3 separate regions of the Homo sapiens genome follow, and all the other regions are linked to region 1. A link is a loop called in an ENCODE intact Hi-C map of the cell type or tissue named here. Cell type or tissue: B cell. All regions are shown on one strand. Links, peaks and the distances in the headings refer to the core of each region. The heading gives the core; the rest is flanking DNA.

Region 1 (8,481 bases), core at 1,659-6,658:
TAACATGGTGAAACCCTGTCTCTACTAAAAAAAAAAAAACAAAAAACAAGACAAAAATTAAGCCGGCGTGGTGGTGGGTGCCTGTAGTCCCAGCTACTTGGGAGGCTGAGGCAGGAGAATGGCGTGAACCCAGGAGGCGGAGCTTGCAGTGAGCCGAGATCGCCCCACTGCACTCCAGCCTGGGCGACAGGGCAAGACTCCATCTAAAAAAAAAAATACATATATATATGAGATGTAATTATTTAAATGCCACAATTCTGACTGAACGGGATAGTCAAAGTACTAAAAGACTAATAAAATGCTCCTGTATTAGTTTCATATTGTTGCTATAACAAATTACCACAAATGAAGCCACTTAACACAAATTAATTTTCTTACAGTTTTAGAGGTTAGATGATGGAAATGGATCTTACGGTGCTAAAATCAAGGTGTCCACAGGGCTGTGTTCCTTCTGCGGGCTCTAGGGGAGAATCTGTTCTTTGGCTTTTCCAGCTTCTAGATGCTGCCCGAATTCCTTGGCTCATGGCCCCGCTTCATCTCAAAGCTAACTATTGCACCACGCTGACCTCCACTTCCAGCATCTCTGGCTCTGACTTTCCCGTTTCCCTCTTTTACTTATAAGGACTCTTGTGATTACGCTGGGCCCAGGATAATCTCCCCGCCTCAAAATCCTTAACTTCATCACACCTGCAAAATCCCTTTTGTCCTGTAAGGTAACATATTCACTCTGAGGATTAGGACATGGACTTAGGGTGAGGAGGGATTATTCTGCCTGCCACAGTTCCTTAATATAAAAACCTAAGGAATTTTCCTTCACCTAAGGGATTTAAAGTGCTAAGAAATTAGCAATGAATATATAAACAAATTTCTACCATAATTTGTTTTTTAGAAAAACTTCTGGATGTTTTAAATAATTGCATATTCCAGAATAGCTTGACTTTTTTATATAACTGAAAAAAGATCCTTTTAATATCTGGTGACATATACCTCTCCTCTCTCTGTGATCAGAATGATATATTTCCAGATTTTGTGTTTTGCTTTAGCTTTTTACTTCCAAGTCATATGACTTTTCTAGGTTATAGTTTCAAATATATATATTCTAAATCATTTGGTTGCCCTTTAAAGATGAAAGCATAAGAACTATTTGCACTTTGCTTTATTGTATGATTAGAAGACTTTCTAATTGCATTAATCAGAATGGGGCCAGGTGCGGTGGCTCACACCTGTAATCCCAGCACTTTGGGAGGCCGAGGCTGGTGGATGGCTTGAGCCCAGGAGTTCAAGACCAGCCTGGGCAACATGGTAAAACCTGTCTCTACCAAATCCATCCCACCCTGTGCCCCCTCCAAAATTAGCAGGGTGAGTTGGCACGTGCCTGTAGTCTCAGGTACTCTGGAGGCTGAGACAGGAGGATTGCTTGAGCTCAGGAGGCAGAGGTTGCAGTGAGCTGAGATCATGTTGCTGTACTCCAGCCTGGTGACAAAGCACGACCCTGTTTCAAAAGAAAAAAAAAGAGAGAGAGAGAGAAAGAGAATAGGATGAACCCAGTAAAAACAGAGTCAGTAATGCCACAGCCTCTGAAGAAGAGATCGGGCAGTGATCACAAACCGCTCTGGGTAGCTGTATTAGTCAGGGTTCTCTAAAGGGACAGAACTAATGGGAGAATAAAGGGGAGTTTATTAACTCACATGATCACAAGGTCCCACAATAGGCCATCTGCAGGCTGAGGAGTAAGGAGAGCCAGTCCGAGTTCCAAAACTGAAGAACTTGGAGTCTGATGTTCGAGGGCAGGAAGCAGCCAGCACGGGAGGAAGATGTAGGTTGGGAGGCTAGGCCAGTCTCTCTTTTCACATTTTTCTGCCTGCTTATATTCTAGCTGCACTGGCAGCTGATTAGGGTGCCAGATTAAGGGTGGATCTGCCGTTCCCGGCCCACTGACTCAAATGTTAATCTCTTTTTGCAACACCCTCACGGACACACCCAGGATCAATACTTTGCGTCCTTCAATCCAATCAAGTTGACACTCAGTATTAACCGTTACAGTAGCTAAAACAGATTTCCATTCCAACGGTCTGCTAATAAGAGCTTGACGATTGTAGAGCTCTATGACTTTCAATTTCACTAAATGATAAAAAAAACTAGGTCTGAAAATGTTAATAAAGAATGAAATATTTTTAATTATACAAATGTATTTAGGCCGGGCATGCTGGCTAATGTCTGTAATACCAGCACTTTGGGAGGCCAAGGAGGGCAAATCACTTGAGCTCTGGAGTTCAAGACCAGCCTGGGCAATATGGTGAAACCCCGTCTCTACTAAAATTACAAAAATTAGCCAGGCGTGGTGGTGCGTGCCTGTAGTCCCTGTTACTCTGGAGGCTGAGGCACGAGAATCACTTGAGCCCGGGAGGCAGGGAGGTTGCAGTGAGCAGAGGTTGCACCACTGCACTCTAGCCTGGGCGACAGAGCGAGACTCTGTCTCAAAAAAAAAAATTATTATTTTTTGAGACAGAAAAAAATTATTATTTTTTTGATACAGGTTGCTCACTGCAACCTCCGCCTCCCAGACTCAAATGATTCTCGTGCCTCAGCCTCCCCAGAAACTGGGATTACAGGCATGCACCACCAAGCCTGGCTAATTTTTTGTATTTTTAATAGAGACGGGGTTTCACCATGTTGCCCAGGCTGGTCGCAAACTCCTGGCCTCAAGTAATCCACCTGTCTCAGTCTCCCAAACTGCTGGGATTACAGGCATGAACCACTGCTCCCGGCCCGATTATTCTTATTTTTTGTTTAGTTCTTCAGTGAAATCAACTAAGTCAGTGAGAAATTTGATGAGGGGAGGAAGTTAGTGACAGTCCAAACTCCTTTTTTATTTTTTAAATATCAAGTTCTCAGTAATTTGCAAGTGTTAAAATTCATAGAACTAGCCAGGCACGGTGGCTCACACCTGTAATCCCAGCACTTTGGAAGGCTGAGGCAGGCGGATCACGAGGTCAAGAGATCATGACCATCCTGGCCAACATGGTGAAACCCCGTCTCTATTAAAAACACAAAAATTAGCCGGGTGTGGTGGCGGACGTCTGTAATCCCAGCTACTTGGGAGGCTGAGGCAGGAGAATTGCTTGAACCCGGGAGACGGAGGTTGCAGTGAGCTGAGATCGTGCCACTGCACTCCAGCCTGGGAGACAGAGTGAGACTCCGTCTGGAAAAAAAAAATCACAGAACCAAGGTTTATAAGCATAATGCACTTGTATGAAGAATAATCATTCATAGCAGATTGGAATAAACCCTCCTAAATATCTTTCTAAAAGCCAGATTTGAAACTTATTTTGATATTTGATAAGAATTTTCATATTAGGCTGACAATCAATACAGGTTCCTGGTTGGCTGGCATTATTAATGCTGAGCCTTAACGCTTTGCTAGAGCCCCTCTCCTTTTTTTTTTTTTGAGACAGAGTCTTGCTCTGTTGCCCAGGCTGGAGTGCAGTGGGGCAATCTTGGCTCACTGCAGCCTCCCTGCCCCCTAGGCTCAAGGGATTCTCATGCCTTAGCCTCCAGAATAGCTGGGACTACAAGCACCTGCCACTGAACCCGGCTAATTTTGTATTTTTAGTAGAGATGGGGTTTTGCCATGTTGCCAAGGCTGGTCTTGAACTCCTGCCCACCTCAGCCTCCCAAAGTGCCGGGATTACAGGCACGAGCCACCACATCTGGCCAGAGCCCTTTTTTTGAGTACAAATGCTCAGACCTCCCTTCTTCCTTTTCCCTACCACATTCTCTGCATTTGGCTAGAAGGGCAAGCTTTGTTTGTGATGCACTTTGAAAGGAAGTGAAGAGGTCTAAGAGGTAAAGCTGGAACAGAAAGCTAAAGGTGTAAAAAATGTCCCAATGGCCAGGACTTTGCGGGTACGTGGAGGCGGGGAGCTGAAAATCTTAATTCTCTACCTCCTTGTTTTTCATGCAGAAATGAAGTTCTTTATCTCATTCAATGGAATTAGCCCAGAGAAGCCCTTTTCCCTTACAATTTTCAGGTCTAATGTGAATGTTTTGGACAACCTTTAGACTAATACAGTGGATCTCAAGCAGGGGTGATTTTGTTCCCCTGGGGACATTTAGCTGTGTCTGGAGATATTTTTGGTTGTCACACCGGGATGTGTGTGGGAGTGCTACTGCATCAAGTGGGAAGATGCCAGGGGTGCTGCCAAAACGTCCCACAGTGCACAAGACAGCCCCGCAACAAAGGGTGATCAGAATGCCAGTAGTGTGAAGGTGAAAAATCTTGGGTTAATAGGATATTATTTAGTTTTTGACAGATTTTCCATGCTTTGAGGTCAGTTAAAAGGGTAGTGTGTAAAATTTTTATTATAAAAGTATAAACACTAGAGGGCAGTACCTGCCCGATAATTGCAACGGATGTGACTTTGGGCGGGGTCTCTGAAGGAAAAAAAAAAGAAGCTAGTGATTTAGGTAACTGGAAGATAAGTGACTATAGGAGACCCTTAAAGAGGTATTTAAGTAATTTTAAATCAAAAGACAGTTTTGCTTGGTGTGGTGGTGTGCCTGTAGTCCCAGCTCTGCTTGAGCCCAGGAGATGGAGACCTGTCTGGGCAGCATAGCAAGACCCCATTTTTTTTTTTTTAAAGAGTTTTAACAACTACTGCTTCTGAGGTCAGGAAAAGCAGAACAAGCAGTTTTTTCTTCTGCTTTTCTATAATGATGGCTTGTGAGCTTTTGCCAGAGAAGGGAAAATTCACACTAGGTTTTCACACACACAAACACTAACGTCATTGCCACTTACACTTCTATTTGCTCTGATGAGGCAGATGATGGAAAGTCGCTATTCCTAGGGCATGTAGATCATTGTAATGCTGTGAGAGATGTGTCTGGAACAGGGGAACTTGGAGCAGACAGGCAAAACATCACGACTGAGTCCGTTAGACAAGTCAGAATCTGACTCAGCTCTTTTTTTTTTTTTTTTTTTTCCCGAGATGAAAAAAACCTCCAGCCCAGGCTGGAGTTCAGTGGTGCAATCTCTGCTTGGCTCACTGCAACTTCCACCTACCGGGTTCAAGCGATTCTTGTGCCTCAGCCTCCCCAGTAGCTGGGACTACAGGCACGCGCCACCATGCCCAGCTAATTTTTGTATTTTTTTGTTGTAGACATGGGGTTTCACCACATTGGCCAGGCTGGTCTCCAACTCCTGACCTCAGGTGATCCGCCTGCCTCGGCCTCTCAAAGTGCTGGGATTACAGGCATGAGCCACCGTGTACAGCCTGACTCAGCTCTTTTGAAACGGATCAATAATATCTAGTTTGTTGCTTGAAGCTATTTACATTAGCTAGCTATGCAAGAATGTAGTACAATTTTCTGTTTTCTCCTAAGGTTCAGTCCAATTTTAAAAAATGAAACAAATAGGCTGGGCGTGGTGGCTCACGCCTGTAATGCCAGCACTTTGGGAGGCTGAGGCAGGTGGATCACGAGGTCAGGAGATTGAGACCATCCTGGCTAACACGGTGAAACCCCGTCTCTACTAAAAATACAAAAATTAGCTGGGCGTGGTGGTGGGCGCTTGTGTTCCCAGCTACTCAGGAGGCTGAGTCAGGAGAATGGCGTGAACACGGGAGGTGGAGCTTGCAGTGAGCCAAGATTGCCCCACTGCACTCCAGCCCAGGCGACAGAGCGAGACTCCATCTCTAAAAAAAAAGAAGAAAGAAGAAAGAAACAAATGGGGCATTTTTTGTTTTTAGTGTCAGAAATCTGGGCTCAAACCAAGTTTTTGGATATGTTAATATAAGCTGACCTCACCTCTGCCCTCAAATAGGACAAACCATTTGCTAAATTCACATTAAATCTACACATTCCTGGCTGGGCGTAGTGGCTCATGCCTGTAATTCCAGCACTTTGGGAGATCAAGGCAGGTGGACCACTTGAAGTCAGGAGTTCGAGACCAGCCTGGCCAACATGGTAAAACTCTACTAAAAATACAAAAATTAGCCAGGCATGGTGGTGCACGCCTGTAGTCCCAGATACTCAGGATCTGGGCGTGAGCCCAGATCACGCCACTGTAGTCCAGCCTGGGTGACAGAGCGAGACTCTATCTAAAAAAACAAAAAAAAACAAAAAAAAGCCCAAAACTGCACATTTCTTTTTATTTATTATTAAATATTTAAGGTACACAGTGGTATCAAGAATGGACATTGATCGACTTGTCACTCAGTTTAAAAAATGAAACATCAACAATGCAGTTGAAGCCCCCTGTGCATCCTTCTCCAGTTGTATCCTTCTCCTGCCTCCCCCTGACGTCATTCCCAGGTAAATGAGTTTGATGTGGAACATTCCTTTTTGTTTTTTGAGACAAGAGTCTTACTCTGTCACCGAGGCTGGAGTGCAGTGGCACAATCTTGGCTCACTGCATCCTCTGGCTCCCGGGTTCAGTGATTCTCCTGCCTCAGCCTCCTGAGTAGCTAGGGTTACAGATGCGCAACAACACACCTGGCTAATTTTTGAATTTTTAGTAGAGATGGGGTTTCGCCATGTTGGCCAGGCTGGTCTTGAACTCCTGATCTCAAGTGATCCACCTGCCTCAGCTCCCAAAGTGCTGGGATTACAGGCATGAGCCACTGCGCATGGCCTGTTCAGACTTTTATTATATATGTTAAATATGCTCAGTAATATATAATTTCTGCATATTTAAAATTTGTATATAAATGACGTTGTAACTGTTCTTCTGTAATTTGTGTTTTCTCTTAAATAGGTTTGTAAGATCATCCATGTTGATACATGTAACTCCAGTTTTTGTCTACCAACATTTTTGGTATCTGCATACTTGCTAATTCACATAATGATGTTATGAACATTCTCATGTGTAGTTGAGTTATGTGTATGTAAGAGTTCTTTTTGTCTGTTTGTTTTTAAGACAGAGTCTTGCTCTGTCACCCAGGGTGGAATGCAGTGGCACGACTTCGGCTCACTGCAACATCTGCCTCCTGGGTTCAAGCGGTTTTCGTGCCTCAGCCTCCCAAGTAGCTGGGACCACGGATGCGCGACACCACACTCAGTTAATTTTTGTATTTTTAGTAGAGACAGGGTTTCACTGTGTTGGCCAGGCTGGTCTTGAACTCCTGGCCTCATGTGATCTGCCCACCTTGGCCTCCCAAAGTGCTGGGATTATAAGCGCGAGCCACTGTGCCTGGCCTGTAAGAGTTCTTTAGAGCAGGGATTGGCAAACCATGGTCTGGCCCGTGGACCCTCCACCTTTTTTTTGTATGACCCAGACACTAAGGTGGTTTTTACATTTCTGAATGGTTTTTAAAAATGGAAAGACTAATATTTTATGACACATGAAAATTCAAGTTTCAGTGTCCATAAGTAAAGTTTTATTGGAACAGCCATGCTCATGCATTTATATATTACCTAAGGCCGTTTTCAGGCCTAGTGAGTGGTTGTAACAGAGACTGGATGGCGTGCAAAGCCTAAAATATCTGGTATCTAATTCTATGCAGAAAATGTTTGCTGATTACTGCTCTAGTGTGTACGTGGAATGAAATTGCTGGGTTCCACATATTCATTTTTTGCTGTCTTATCAATTAGATCTATTTTTTAAAAATGCAAAACTCTATAATCTGTGCATCAGATTATGTTTTCTAAAACCCTTTTTTCTTTCCTTTTTTTTTTTAATGAGGCCTCACTATGTTGCCTGGGGTGGATACAAATTCCTGGGCTTAAGCTATCCTTCTGCCTCAGCCTCCCGAGTAGCTAGGACAACAGGCATGTGCCAGCCTGCCCAGCCTTTCTGAAGCTCTTAAACAAACATAAAAAGAACTCTCTGGATCTTATGTTTTCATTTTGTTTAAGTAATGAGCTTTAAATACATCCTTGTATAGCTTCCTTTCCTCTCACTTCAGTGGTCCTGATTGTTGTAGTGGTAAGGAATACCAATTAGGTTTATCTTTCTTTGGAGTGGAGAAAAGACTAGGAAAATAACAGACTCGTATAATTTTTGAACTTCAAGATCTTTTTTTTTTTTCAGACGGAGTTCTGCTCTTGTTGCCCAAGCCAGAGTGCCATGGCGCAATCTCAGCTCATTGCAACCTCCGCCTCCCAGGTTCAAGGAATTCTCCTGCCTCAGCCTCCCGAGTAGCTGGGATTACAGGCGTGCGCCAAACACGCCTGGCTAATTTTTTGTGTTTTTAGTAGAGATGGGGTTTTACCATGTTAGCCAGGCTGGTCTCGAACTCCTGACCTCAGATGATTCGCCCGCCTCGGCCTCCCAACATGCTGGGATTACAGACATGAGCCACTGCTCGGCCCAAGATCTCTTTTAAATACCCAAGAATAAGTCAGCTAAAAAACACAAGTGTTGGTCACTGGCTTTTATCGGTCACTGGCTTTTCTGCCCTCTACTAGAATATAGAGTCCATAAAGACAGCAATTTTTGTCTACTTTTGTTTTTACTTGTAAAAATGCCTAGCATGTCGTAGA
Region 2 (7,364 bases), core at 2,115-7,114, 110 kb after region 1:
ATGAAGGATTCAAAAGTCTCACAAAGTTTAGTAGCATACTATTTAAGAGGTTAGGATATGAAACCCTATTTTATAAGTGGTTTAACTGGACCAAAAAAAGTTAAATAGCTTGTGAATGTTTCTTGGGTTAAACCTAAGAATCTTAGCTCTAATTGTTGCTTTTTGTTTTAAATTACATATACCTACCTCTTTTCGCGGAAACCTAACATACAATCATCTCCTTGGTTGTAAATAAACTATTCCTTTAGTTTCTGAAATATGATAGAGAAATGAATGGCCTTTATGTTTTGGAACCAGGAATAGGTAATGCCATACCTTAACGCACTCTGCAAGTCTCTTTGCTGCCTCTGATGAGAGCTGATAACGAATCATGGGACACTTCTTCAGAGATAAAAGGAGAGCTGTAAGCCCTTGAGTTGTTCTAGATAGCTGGGCTGGATCCCAATTTCGACCCTTTTTGTTAAAAACATATATTCAGAGAAAATATTTGAATTTTCTCTTACAAGTCTAATTATTTGCTGAATTAACTCTCGACTGATAAATTAAACCTTTCCTTCCATACCTGGCAGCAACCCAAAATATTGAGGGAAAACAAATGTGGGTTCACAGCAATGTAATCACCATAAAATTCCTGCAAATAAAGCACCAAGAATAGTCATTCCATAAACTTCAATTGTATCAAGCAGTAATATTTTCATAAGTGATATAATATGATATAGCCAAACTTTGTGAAATACAGGTGTAAAGAGATACTAAATTGTTCAATTAATAATTGGGTAACAACAGTCAACGTGGGAGAATTAAAATAATTACAAAACAGTAGCAATAATAATAAATCTAACAAATAAAGGTTGTAAGGTTATACACATTATATTTCTGGAGACCTCTATGCATACTTATCAATTAGTAAAAATAAAATACTGCTAATAGGAGATACAATGTTCTACTCAGATAAAAAAGAACTTTGCTGTCCAATGTGTTGTCATGAGAGAGAATATAATTTAAAACAGGTATTCTTTTTATTCATTTATCACCTATCACATCCTTCTGAAAAATTCAAAACTAGTTTATTTGCTGCCTCTGAAAACAATATTCCTCATTTATGTGATAAACATATTCAAGTATTCATAATAAAACTTCTTTTGAGACAGACCTTTCCTTATTTTTTATTTTTAGACTCAAATATTTAAAAAGGGCCAACATACGAGATGTGTTACAGGACCAATATGTTTACCTGAACCTCAGCCACAACTTCCTGTTCATCAGCTTCAGCCAATGACTTCACGTCACTCTTGCTGATCACATTACTGAAATCTGAAACACATGAGTTGGGGTTGACTCAAAGGAGATAATTTCTGCTGCAATATATGTAAAAGGGCCTGATAGTTAAAGCCTAATGAATAAGTGACCTTCAAATTGGAATGGGTAGCAAAAATATATTTAATCCACAAATTCATAATTTTATATATATATATATATATATTTTAAAAGGACTGGCCAGGCGCGGTGGCTCACACCTGTAATCCCAGCACTTTGGGAGGCTGAGGCAGGTGGATCATGAGGTCAGGAGATCGAGACCATCCTGGCTAACACGGTGAAACCCCGTCTCTACTAAAAATACAAAAAAAAATTAGCTGGGCGTGGTGGCGGACGCCTGTAGTCCCAGCTACTCGGGAGGCTGAGACAGGAGAATGGCATGAACCCAGGAGGCAGAGCTTGCAGTGAGCCCAGATCAGGCCACTGCACTCCAGCCTGGGCGATAGAGGAAGACTCCATCGGAGGAATTGGAGAATGAGAATACTAGGGAAGTAAGTCATTTTATTGAAAATAAGGAGAAAGAAGTAAACTTTCATGCTGTCTTTTATATATAAACTGTACTACCAGGTAACCAAATAGATGAGGGAAAATTTTTCTTTGTGAAAACATTCCAGCTCAACAATAACTAACAAATGTTAATGACAGAATTAGAATATCATCATTTTTTCTAACCCCCAATGAATCAATTGAATGGACCCAGGCATTGAGCATCAGCAGCTACTAATATCAAAAGAATAAGCAGCCAATGAAAGCACACAATACCACCTATAAAGTATTCTTGCCAAGAAGAAATCAAATCTTAACCTAATTAAGGCTCTGTATTCACCTATGAATTTACAGGAACTAGAAGACAGAGGAATATTTTAAACTTCAAGGAACATGTTAAACTACCCCCTGGGGATGCAATCAGCAAGATCCAGTCTGTGGAAAACTTAACAGTTTCTTCAATAAATAAATTGCATGGGGCAGCAGGGGCAGGGGTGGGAGGACCTATACAGAAGATTAAGAAACTTAACATATCAACCAACAGCAATGTGTGAACCTTACTTTGATCCTGATTTTAAAAAACTGTAAAAAAAAAAAAAAAAAAAGACAATTTTAAATTTGAACGCTGAATGGTTATTTGAAAATGGTACTAAGAGTTCAAGACCAGCCTGGGCAACATCACTTGAACCTGGGAAGTTGAGGTTACAGTGAGCCGAGATCATGCCACTGCACTCTGTCTGGGTGACAGAGGGAGACTGTGTCTCAAAAAAAAAAAAAAAAAAAAAAAAGAATAAATAATTATTTTTCACTTTTAATCTAGATGTAATAATGGAAATGTGTTTTTTAAAAAAATGAGTCCTTATCTTTTAGAGATGCCTACTGAAATACTTATGGATAAAATTATATAATGTCTTAGATTTGCTTTAAAATAATATTGCTGGAGAAGTAGGTGACAGTATAGCTAAAACAAGATTGGGTGAGGCTCAATAATTGTTGAAACCAGCTGATAGGTACATTGGAACTTATGATACTATTCTACTTTTGTATGTCTTTAAAAGTTCGGTGCGGTGGCTCACACCTGTAATCCCATCACTTTGGGAGGCCAAGGTGGGCAGATCACACATGGAATTACCATATGACTCAGCAGTTGCACTCCTGGGGGTTATTTACCCCAGAGAATGAAGACTTAATGTTCACATAAAAATCTGTACACAGATATTTATAGCAGCTTTATTTGTAATAGCCAAAACTGGAAATAACTCATATGTCCTTCAATGGTGTATAGTTAAACAAACTGTGGTACATTCATACCATGGAATACTACTCAGCAATAAAAAGAAATGAACTATTTTTAAATTAAGAAAACTTTTTTTTTTGCAGTTCCAGCTCAAAGGAGGAATGAACTATTAATACACACAACAGGTGAGGTGTGGTGGCTCATGCCTGTAATCCCAGTACTTCGGGAGGCTGAAGCGGGCGTATCACCCAAGGTCAGGAGTTTGAGACCAGTCTGGACAACCAACACGGTGAAACCCTGTCTCTACTAAAAAAAAATACAAAAATTAGCTGGGCGTGGTGGTGTGTACCTGTAATCCTAGCTACTCGGGAGGCTGAGGTGGGAGAATCGCTTGAACCCGGGAGGTGGAGGTTGCAGTGAGTTGAGATGGCGACACTGCACTCCAGCCTGGGTGACAAAGCAAGACTGCTTCTCGGACAAAAAAAAAAAACAAAAACAACACACACACACACACAGAACAGCCTGGATGACTCTCCAGAGAATTATGCTGAGTGAAAAAAGCCAGTCCCAAAAGATTATATGCTGTATGATTTCATTTATAGAACATTCTTCGAATGACAAAATATAAAATGGAGAAAATATTAGTGGTTACCAGGGTTAATGAGGGGGTTGGGGTGGGACAGAAGTCCATATAAGCTAATAAAAGGGATCCTTATAGAGATGAAAATGTTGTGTATCCTGACTGTATCAGTGTTAACATCTTGGTTGTGATATTGTACTATCATCATGTAAGATACTACACAGGGGGAAGCTGGGTAAAGGGTATCTGGGATCTCTGTATTATTATTCGTTGTTTTTTTTTTAACTGCACATGAATCTACAATTACTTCAAAATAGAAAGTTTAATTTTAAAAAGAAAACCTGTGACTATTAGCCAAAAACAAACAGACAAAAACAAACAAAAATTAAGTTGCCACAGATTAATAAAATTGCCTATTTTTACCTCTTGGGGCGTCGTGCACTGAAAACCCACTGGACAAGCTTTATGTAACTTTTCAATTCTACACAGAACTGAATGAAATAAAATATGAGAGAGCTCTTATATATATATAGTCTTTTCGCAAATGTTAATTTTTTGTATCATTATTCTATTTAAGTAGTATACGCTGAAGAAAGTATGTACGTCTTAGACTGTAGTCTAAACCCTAAAACTCTAATACCTTTAAGTAAGCTTTAAAACTTCTCAAATGCCCTACTTACTGTTAAATCTAGTCCTTGGTTTTGGAAATGTTACCAAATAGACTACACTAACACTATTAACATAAAGATAAATAATGACATCTAGAGGAGAATAGATGTAACTTCTACAGCCGAATGTATTGGATCAAAAAAATCCATGTAAATTGTATAGTAAACACAAACCTAGTTTATTTCCAGATCTCCCCTACCTAACCCCCACTCCAAGAAAGTTGTGCACATAAGAGATCACTACCTGATGATTTATACTTTCAGTGCATTAAATATAGTAACAAAGAGAAGTGAAAGGCTTTTATCTGGTATGTAAAGTAAATTTCTGCTTTTCCAGCAAACTCAAGTATTACCTTCCCACTTCAAAAAATAAATCAGCTTCCATGCCTCAATTTTTAAGTGTAAAACAGGGATAAGTATATACTTTTTTTTTTTGGCAGGGGTGAGATGTGAAATTTGTCTACTTAAAACTTTTGACTTACAAAGCATCTTGAAAGGCAAAGTAAAATGTAAAATTTTTAATTTAAGCAATCAAAGATGAATGGAAATCACATTTAGCCCTCTGAAACAGAATATTGGTCAAAAGTATTTTTTTTTTTTTTGAGATGGAGTTTCGCTTTGTTGCCCAGGCTGGAGTGCAATGGCGCAATCTCGGCTCACTGCAATCTCCGCCTCTCCGGTTCAAGCGATTCTCCTGCCTCAGCCTCCCAAGTAGCTGGGATTACAGGCATGTGCCACCATGCCCAGCTAATCTTGTATTTTTAGTAGAGATGGGGTTTCACCATGTTGGTCAGGCTGGTCTCAAACTCCTCAGATGATCCGCCCGCCTTGGCCTCCCAAAGTGCTGGGATTACAGGTGTGAGCCACCGCGCCCGGCAGGTCAAAAGATTTTTAATACTTTGGAAGGACATTAAATAAACTAGACTTTTATAGTGACAGATTCAATGAAGTTATTGATGATATGAAGGGCTCAATGAAACACACTAACTGGGATGTTGTTACATGTTTGAAAAAGTGAACTAACATACTTACAAATGAAATATATAGTGTATTTGGGTCTTCGGAGCTCCTGAATAATATAATCCACATTCTCCTAGAAAATGAAGAACAAGCAAACAAAATATGAGGAGAGTTGCTTAAGGAAAAAAGTAATAAGCATTCACCCATTGATTTGTTTATTTACTGCGTCTACTGCATATTGAAGTCTAGGTTAAGTGTGCTTATGTTGGTGGGTAAGGGCTGGAGACAAAAGAGATAAATTAAATACAATGATCGGGAATCATATATTATTTAATAATATGTGTATAATATTAAATATTAACCAGCTGCATTTTGGCCAATTAAGATAAAGAATATAAAGGACACAGATGTTGAAACACAACATAAAATTGATTATAATTCTGCAAACTCACATCAAGCTGCTTGTCTATAAATTGTATTCATTTGCTCAAAATTCTTTTTTTTTTTTTTTGAGATTAAGTCTCACTCTGTTGCCCAGGCTGGAGTGCAATGGCACAATCTTGGCTCACTGTAACCTCCGTCTCCTGGGTTCAAGCAATTCTCCTGTCTCAGCCTCCCAAGTAGCTGAGATTACAGGTTTGTGCCACCATACCCAGCTAATTTTTTGTAATTGTAGCAGAGACGGGGTTTCACCATGTTGGCCAGGCTGGTCTCGAACTCCTGACCTCAACTGATCCACCTGGCTTGGCCTCCCAAAGTGTTAGGATTACAGGCATGAGCCACTGCGCCTGGCCTGATCAAAATTCCTATATAGAGCATTAAATGTGTCTATTCCTTTAAAAATTAACATGCAAGAGAAAATAAAGTTAATTATATTCACTTTGGCTTTTAACTTATTGGGATGTAAGACTCTGCACAACTACAATGTTTGTGAAGTATTTGCAAGTAGCAGGCTAAGATCTTTTCTACAATTACATTGTTTTAAAATAAAGTATGAAAGTTTAAAACAAAAAAGTTGATTTTTATATGGTCAAAATATAAGATTCCAATTACATAAGATTATAATGCAGGTTTTATTGGTTTTTGATACTATAACACCTGGTTAAATTTCAATATAAATTGTTCCCTAAACATATTAATTTGTTTTAAAAATCACATTTCTTTACAGAATTAAAAAAAAGTAAGCAATATATACTGCTTATTAATGGGGAAAGGGTTTTAAAAATTGTAATTTAGATTTAAAAATGCAATTTAGATTTCAAATTAACTTTATAATATAATCTTAAGGCAAAAAATTTAAATAATAAATCTTTTAAACCTCAATTACTTCCTCGTAATATGCTAGGCAAAAATAACAAAGTGAATTAAAAGATTCTTAAAAGTTCAGACAATGTGGAAAAAGACAAAAGAGAATATATAAAAGAGGAAAAAGAAAAAGGAAAGATTCTTTTTTAAAAATTATTTTTAATTTTTATTTTATTATTATTTTTTGAGACGGAGTCTTGCTCTGTCGCCAGGCTGGACTACAGTGGCGTGATCTCAGCTTACTGCAACCTCTGACTCCCTGGTTCAAGCGATTCTCCTGCCTCAGCCTCCCTAGTAGCTGGGACTACAGGCGCCTGCCACCATGCCTGGCTAATTTTTTTGTTGTTTTTTTTTTTTGTATTTTTAGTAGAGACGGGGTTTCACCATGTTGGCCAGGATGGTCTCGATCTCCTGACCTCGTGATCCGCCTGCCTTGGCCTCCCAAAGTGCTAGGATTACAGGCGTGAGCCACCGCGCCCGGCCAAAAGGAAAGATTCTTAAAAGAGTTCGAGAGACAGTACATAACAGTGAAAGAGTTTCTCTAATAAAAAACATTAGGAAATAATGAACTAGATGATCTCTAACATATCTCTTGAACCAAAATTTCATGACTAAGAGCTACAAACATGAAACAATTGGAAACTATTATAACACAGCATGTGTTCATTAATTCAGCAACTGTTTATTGAGTGTCCACTGTGTGACAGGAATTGGGAATATAGGGTGAGAAAAAACAGATATCATATCTGTTTTCATGGAGCTTACTGCTGGTAATCACATAAACCATATAAAAGTTCAAACCATTACACAC
Region 3 (7,364 bases), core at 2,115-7,114, 140 kb after region 1:
GGAAATTTAGAACACCAATTTGTAAGGATAAATTCCATTTGTCGGGGCAAACACAGATCAGAGGTAGCCCTGGAGCTGAGGAATAGCTTTGATTTTGGTTAAAATCTGTGAGTCCACAGCTTTTTGATCAATCTTGTGCTGCTCTGTAATCTCGTATTTCTCTTTCTATATGGAACATGTCACGTTCCTGGTGTCTGGGCTTCTGCAGCGTCTTTTTTTTTTTTTTTTTTTTTGAGACTGAGTTTCCCTCTTGTCACCCAGGCTGAAGCGCAGTGGCACGCTCTGGGCTCACTGCAACCTCTGCCTCCTGAGTTCAAGAGATTCTCCTGCCTCAGCCTCCCAAGTAGCTGGGATTACAGGCCCATGCCACCACACCCGGCTAATTTTTGTATTTTTAGTAGAGACAGGATTTCACCATGTTGGCCGTGCTGGTCTTGAACTCCTGACCTCAAGTGATTTGCCTGCTTTGGCCTCCCAAAGTGCTGGGATTACAGACATGAGTCACCATGCCCTGCCTGCAGCTTCTTCTTGAAGTAAGTATCAGTAAGATGTTTTGGGATTTTTACATTGCTGATATCAATTTTGGCTGAGGTGGCAATGACAGATTTCTGGTGTGTTCTTTGTAGAGGAACTTGATTGAGGACCAGAGGTCCAGTCACAAGTAACCAGCCACTAGCCAGCTGCTTCAGGAAAATCACCCTCTTGCCCCTGTGGCTTTCAGTGAGGATGATCAGAATGGTCTTGGGAGTGATCCTGGCTCACAGTTTTCTCATGTGCTGACTGAAGGGTTTTTTTCCTTGGCTCAACAGCTTTGAAAGCACATCTTCAGTAAGATAATATGTAGGCATTTTGCAAAGTTTAACCACCTGCGTACCACCGTTCTTGCCACCACCAGCTGGTTTTGTAATAGTTGCAGGAAACTTCTCCTTTTGCTTTTCAACCTTGGATTTCACAGCTGAGTACTTCCTCTTGCACGTGGCCTTTCTGGAATACATAGCAGATGGAGAATATCTGCCAATCCCTCTGACAATGACAGGATTTTGACTGCAATGGGGCTTCCTGTTCTTGGGCTTCTTAGCCTTGAGGTTACCCTTTTTCACCTTGCCACCAGCATCAGCCTTCTTGACTTCAGGTTTCTTCTCTTTAGTATCTGGCTTCTCAACTTGTTCACCCTCCATCTTGTAAGATGGAAAAGAGCTGACTTTTTAATAATGGCCATTCTGACTGGTGTGAGATGGTATCTCATTGTGGTTTTGATTTGCATTTCTCTAATGATCGGTGATATTGAGCTTTTTTTCATATGTCCGTTGGCTGCATATATGCCTTCTTTTGGAAAGTGTCTGTTCAGCCGTGCGTGGTGGCTCATGCCTGTAATCCAAGCACTTTGGGAGGCTGAGGTGGGTGAATCACTTGAGGTCGGGAGTTCGAGACCAGCCTGACCAACATGGAGAAACCTCGTCTCTACTAAAAATGCAAAATTAGCCAGGCATGGTGGCACATGCCTGTAATCTCGGCTACTTGGGAGGCTGAGACAGGAGAATCGATTGAACCCAAGAGGCAGAAGTTGCGGTGAGCCGAGAGTGTGCCACTGCACTACAGCCTGGGTGACAAGAGGGAAACTCAGTCTCAAAAAAAAAAAAGAAAAAAAAAGGGAAAGAAAAGTGTTCATGTCCTTTGCCCACTTTTTAATGGGGTAGTTGTTTTTCTCTTGTAAATTCGTTTAAGTTCCTTATAGATGCTGGATATTAGACCTTTGTCAGATGCATAGTTTGAAAATATTTTCTCCCATTCTGTAGATTGTCTGTTTACTCTGTTGATAGTTTATTTTGCTGTGCAAAAACTCTTAAGTTTAATTAGATCCCATTTGTCAATTTTTTGCGATTGCTTTTAGCATCTTTGTCATGAAATCTTCACCTGTTCCTAAGTCCAGGATAGTATTGCCTAGGTTGTCTTCCAGGGTTTTTATAGTTTTGGGTTTTATATTTAAGTATTTATTCCATCTTGAGTTGATTTTTGTATATGGTGTAAAGAAGGAGTCCAGTTTCAATCTTCTGCATATGGTTAGCCAGTTATCCCAGCACCATGTATTGACTAGGGAGTCTTTTCTCTATTGCTTGTTTTTGTCAGCTTTGTTGAAGTTCAGATGGTCATAGGTGTGTGGCCTTATTTTTGGACTCTGCATTCTGTTTCATTGGTCTATGTGCCTGTTTTTTTTTTTGTTTTTTGTTTTCGTTTGTTTGTTTGTTTGTTTTACCAGTACCATGCTGTTTTGGCCACTGTAGTATAGTTTGAAGTCAGGTAATGTGATGCCTCCAGGTTTGTTCTTTTTGGCTTTGCTATTTGGGCTCTTTTTTAGTTCCATATGAATTTTAAAATAGTTTTTCCTAATTCTGTGAAGAATGTTATTGGTAGTTTGATAGGAATAACATTTTATCTGTAAATTGCTTTGGGCAATATGACCATTTTAATGACATTGGTTCTTCCTATCCATGAGCATGGGATGTTTTTCCATTTGTTTGTGGCTTCTCTGATTTCTTTGCACAGTATTTTGTAATTCTCATTGTAGAGATCTTTCACCTCCCTGGTTAGCTGTATTGCTAGGTATTTTATTTTTTTAGTGACAATTGTGAATGAGAGTGCCTTTCTGATTTGGCTCTCAGCTTGACTGTTGTTGGTGTATAGGAGTGCTAGTGTTTTTTGTACATTTATTTTACATCCTGCGACTTTGCTGAAGTTATCAGCTGAAGGAGCTTTTGAGCCAAGACTATGGGGTTTTCTAAATATGGAATCATGTCGTCTGCAAACAGAAATAGTTTGACTTCCTCTCTTGCTATTCAGATGCCGTTTATTGCTTTCTCTTGCCTTATTGCTCTGGCCAGGACTTCCAATACTATGTTGAATAGGAGTGGTGAGAGAGGGCATCCTTGTCCTGTGCCAGTTTTCAAGGGGAATGCTTCCAGCTTTTGCCCATTCAGTATGATATTGGCTGTGGGTTTGTCATAGATGACTCATTATTTTGAGGTATGTTCCTTTAATGCATAGTTTATTGAGAGTTTTTAACATGAAGAGAGCATAATATTTTTATATTGAAATAATCTTTTAGAAATGGCTCATTCCTGATCTGTCAAGCATTTAATCAAGATCACTGTTTTTCTTAACTAGAAAGACTGTTTAATATTGTAAAAGTAAATCATAAACTTTTTTATTTACATATCTTTCCATTTGAAGCAAATAAAATGTCTTTAATGTAGGACACTATTATTTAAGATTATTCTCTTAATAATAGTAGTAAATAATAACAACCACCTTTCATTAAGCTTTTACTATGTGCTGAGACCTTTACAGATATCTGAATTAACCTTTGCAACTTTCCTTTAAGGTGGATATTATTTTTATATTCCAGATAAACTGAGGTTCAGAGAAGTTGAATAACTTCCTTAAAGTGGAAGCAGATGGAAAGAAACCTACTTTTTAGTGGGCATTTCACTATATATTTTTGTACACATCCTTTTTATGTGTCTTGTTTTAGAAACTAGACATAATAATAATAATAAATAACATGTCATTTATTAACAATGACATGTTAAATAAAGTACAGAGTTTTACATGGACAGGACAAAAAAAGAGAGCAATAAACTTATCTAGGTGACTCATGTCAATAATTTCATTGAATAATATGGAATAAATTTTGAGAAAAATATCATGGAATTTCCAAATTTCCAGGTAAATTACAGAGATGTAGACATGAATTTCTTGTGCTCTTGTAACAAATGACATGACATTTGTTGGTGGTTTTTTTTTTTTTTTTTTTTGAGGCGAAGTCTAGCTCTCGTTGCCCAGGTTGGAGTGCAATGGCGCAATCTCGGTTCACTGCAACCTCTGCTTCCTGGGTTCAAGCGATTCTCCTGCCTCAGCCACCCGAGTAGCTGGGATTACAGGCTCCTGCCACCACGCCTGGCTAATTTTTGTATTTTTAGTAGAGACAGGGTTTCACCATGTTAGCCAGACTGGTCTTGAATTCCTAACTTCAGGTGATCCACCTGCCTTGGCCTCCCAAAGTGCTGGAATTACAGGCGTGAGCCACCGCACCCAGCCGTTTTTTTCTTTCTTTTCTTTTTTTTTTTTAAGGACTATCTGCCAGCAGTGATTAAAGACAGGATCAATTTCATAGAACTGTTTATTAAGAATTTACTTGAAAGCATGTTTTTACATAGTTTTAAATTTGGGTTTGGATTTTTTCAGCACTCAGACAGAGGGCGCCCTTGAATCACCAAGAACAGGCTCTGTAACACTGGGAGCTGGCATACTGAGTAATTGTTATGTGAATGAGGGAAAATGCATTGTTTTGGCTAAAATAGATTGCAAAATGCTTGTTTAGTGTTGGATTTAGCCTGTTTATGGCTTTAAATTTATTGAGTCACTGCATGAGTTTGCTGTTACATTATTTTTTCATTTCTTAAAGACTAGATAAAAGTAATTGCTGTAAGATTCAAATCAACAGGTGTTCTGGACTTGGAAGATTTGTTGAATTACTATGAAGTCACATCTAAAGTTTGAAAGGTGAGAATCTGATTATGATTTCCATTCATGTCTGACTGCAATTGACAGTAGTGTATCTGTCACTATGAATATATATATGTGTTAGGCCATGTGCTAAGTACTTTCTGTGCATTTTTCTCACAACTCAAAGACATAAGTAGTAGTGCTATCTTCTTTTTATTGTTTAAATTTTATTCATTTATTTCTTTTATTTATTTTTACTTGATTTCCTGGGATATGAGAGATAAATATTTATTTTTAATTGGCAAAAATTGTAATATTTATCATGTAAAGCATGCTTTTTTTTTTGAGACAGGGTCTCCCTGGATTGCCCAGGCTAGAGTACAGTGGCGCAATCATGGCTCACTGCAGCCTTGACCTCCCTGGTTCAAGTGACCCTCCAGCCTCTACTGGCACGTAACACCATGCCTGGAGAATTTTTTTAAAAGTTTTGTACAGATGGGGGTCTCACTGTTCTGCCTAGGCTGGTCTTGAATTCCTGGGCTCATGCTACCTTCCTGCCTCAGCCTCCCAAAGTGTTGGGATGACAGGAATGAGCCATTACACCTGGCCTCATGTACAACATATTTTGAAACAATAACCTTTCTTTTTTAAAAATGAGAAAATAGGGCTGGGCACGGTGGTTCATTTGTGTCATTCCAGCACTTTGGGAAGCCAAGGCGGAGCCCAGTAGTTCAAGACCAGCCTGAGCACATGGTAAAACCCATCTCTATAAAAAATACAGAAATTAATTGCGTGGTGGTTTGCACCTGTGGTCCTAGCTACTCGGGAGGCTGAGGCAGGGGGATTGCTTGAGCCCAGGAGGTCGAGCCTGTAATCAGCCTGTCTCAAAAAAAAAAAAAAAAAAAGAAAGAGAGAGAGAGAGAAGGAAAATAAAAGCTTAGAGACATTAAGATAATGTCCCCTAATAAGTGACAAAACTGAGATTTGAACTTGGGGATGTGAACACCGGAATCCATGCCTATGCCCAGAAAATTATACTGTAAATGACAATTTCCTCTGTTCATGGCACAAAATATACAAGTCATAGTGAATTGGGGTTTTTTCTGCTTCAATTTTCAGTTATTATTAAAAGTATATAGCAACATCCTGACTAACCACGATTTAATTTAGGAATAATATTGGGAAGTTAGACTTTTTTATTTCCTGGTGATATAGTAGTTTCAACTCAGATATAGAGAATAATTTAATTCCTGGTCAAGAGAACACTCAAATTTAGAGAGCAGCATGACAGAATGAAAAGAACATTGAATTGAGAACCAGGTAATCTGATTTATAGTGTATTTTACTACTACTGTCTGGAAAAGCTTCAGAACTGATTTAAGTTTACTAGACCTCTAAGTAGACGGGGCATGGTGGCTCACACCTGTAATCCCAGCACTTTGGGAGGCTGAGGCAGACGGATCACTTGAGGTCAGGAGTTCGAGACCAGCCTGGCCAACATGGTGAAACCTCATCTCTACTGAAAAAAAAATACAAAAATTAGCCGAGTGTGGTGGCGGGCGCCTGTAATCCTAGCCACTCAGGAGGCGGAGGCAGGAGAATTGCTTGAACCAGTGAGGCAGAGGTTGCCGTGAGCTGAGATCATGCCACTGAACTCCAGCCTGGGTGACAGGGTGAGACTCCGTCTCAAATTTTTTTTTTAATGAAACAAAATAAGAAAATAGACTAGGAAACTTGAGTTATTAATCTATGAGTTTTATGTTTTGTACATGGAAATCATTTTCTTTGTTTATATCCACATACTGTGTATGTCTTGTTTAATTTCTGGAAGTAGTGTATTAATACAATTTTTTTTTTTAAGAGTCAAGGTCTTACTCTCTTCCCCAGGCTGGTGTGCAGTGGTACAATCATAGTTCACTGCAGCCTTGAACTCTTGGGCTCAAGCAATCCTTTCACTGTGCTAATTTTATTTATTTATTTTGTGTAGAGATCGGGTCTCACTATTTTGCCCACGCTGGTCTTGAACTCCTGTCCTCAAGCAGGATATCCTCCTGCCTTGGCCTCCCAAAGTTCTGGGATTACAGGTATGAGCCACTACACTCAGCCTTATTAATATAAATCTAATAATATTATGTCTCTGTGTTAGCAATGGTATGAAACCCCCCAAATGGTGTTAGATCCAGAGTCATTTGTCTCTGACATTTCTTAGGAAATGTTTTTCCTTTCTATCGATGAATGGGTTCCTACGGATAGCTTGTTCATTCTCTCTTTAATTTTGGTTAAAGCATTTCCGAAAGTGGGAGGATACGTCTCCTTTCTTTAACTTCTGGTGGAAGGGTGTGGAATTTATCAAAAATATGAGGGAAGACTGCATAAATGTAGGGGCAGAGTATTTATATTAACATTACCTTGTTTTCTTCTGTGGGATATTTAGGAACTATTTTTTTTTCTGGAAGTAGTGATGGCATCAAGGCTTAAAGTAGGAAAGAAGTAAAGAGAATAATTGTGTAGTTATTATGTGAATGTTTAATTGAATGCTCCCTATTTTTAATTAAGATGTTTAAATTAAATGAATTTTTTTTTTTAAACGTAGTCTCGCTCTGTCGCCAGGCTGGAGTGCACGCTGGAGCGCGATCTTGTCTTACTACAACCTCTGCCTCCCAGATTCAAGCGATTTTCCTGCCTCAGCCTCCCGAGTAGCTGGGACTACAGGGACGCACCACCATGCCCAGCTAATTTTTGTATTTTTAGTAGAGATGTGGTTTCACCATGTTGGCCAGGATGGTCTTGATCTCTTGACCTCGTGATCCACCCGCCTCGGCTTCCCAAAGTGCTGGGATTATAGGCATAAGCCACCACGC

The links. Hi-C counts contacts between places; a loop is a spot of excess contacts. Peaks named below come from ENCODE experiments on the same cell type or tissue, not always from the same donor. Only the 100,000 strongest peaks of a DNase experiment are listed, where the experiment ranks them.
Region 2: a loop joins it to region 1, with 13 times the contacts of the local background. A loop is called at or near these places in 37 of 110 quality-filtered maps.
Region 3: a loop joins it to region 1, with 11 times the contacts of the local background. A loop is called at or near these places in 8 of 110 quality-filtered maps.

Annotation. Positions count from the first base shown.
Region 1 is chr1:150,183,390-150,191,870 of GRCh38, reverse strand. No RefSeq gene overlaps it. Among named protein-coding and RNA genes, the nearest start is that of LINC02988, 27 kb to the right of the region's middle. RefSeq lists a cis regulatory region at 4,767-5,053. In B cell, for the core only: CTCF peaks have their summits at 4,157 and 4,358 (motif pointing right); a DNase peak (open chromatin) is centred at 4,620; H3K4me3 peaks cover 806 bases; H3K27ac peaks cover 883 bases.
Region 2 is chr1:150,070,183-150,077,546 of GRCh38, reverse strand. It overlaps VPS45 (vacuolar protein sorting 45 homolog), which reads right to left. Exons shown (of 15, transcript NM_007259.5): 3 at 5,321-5,381; 4 at 1,235-1,314; 5 at 563-631; 6 at 316-453. Among named protein-coding and RNA genes, the nearest start is that of VPS45, 6.1 kb to the right of the region's middle. In B cell, for the core only: CTCF peaks have their summits at 4,180 and 4,380; a DNase peak (open chromatin) is centred at 4,356.
Region 3 is chr1:150,047,678-150,055,041 of GRCh38, reverse strand. LOC124904413 (a long non-coding RNA gene) reads right to left here. Exons shown (of 3, transcript XR_007066598.1): 2 at 6,912-6,976. It also overlaps a transcript of OTUD7B not described here and the pseudogene RPL6P31. Among named protein-coding and RNA genes, the nearest start is that of VPS45, 16 kb to the left of the region's middle. In B cell, for the core only: CTCF peaks have their summits at 4,028 and 4,228; a DNase peak (open chromatin) is centred at 4,271.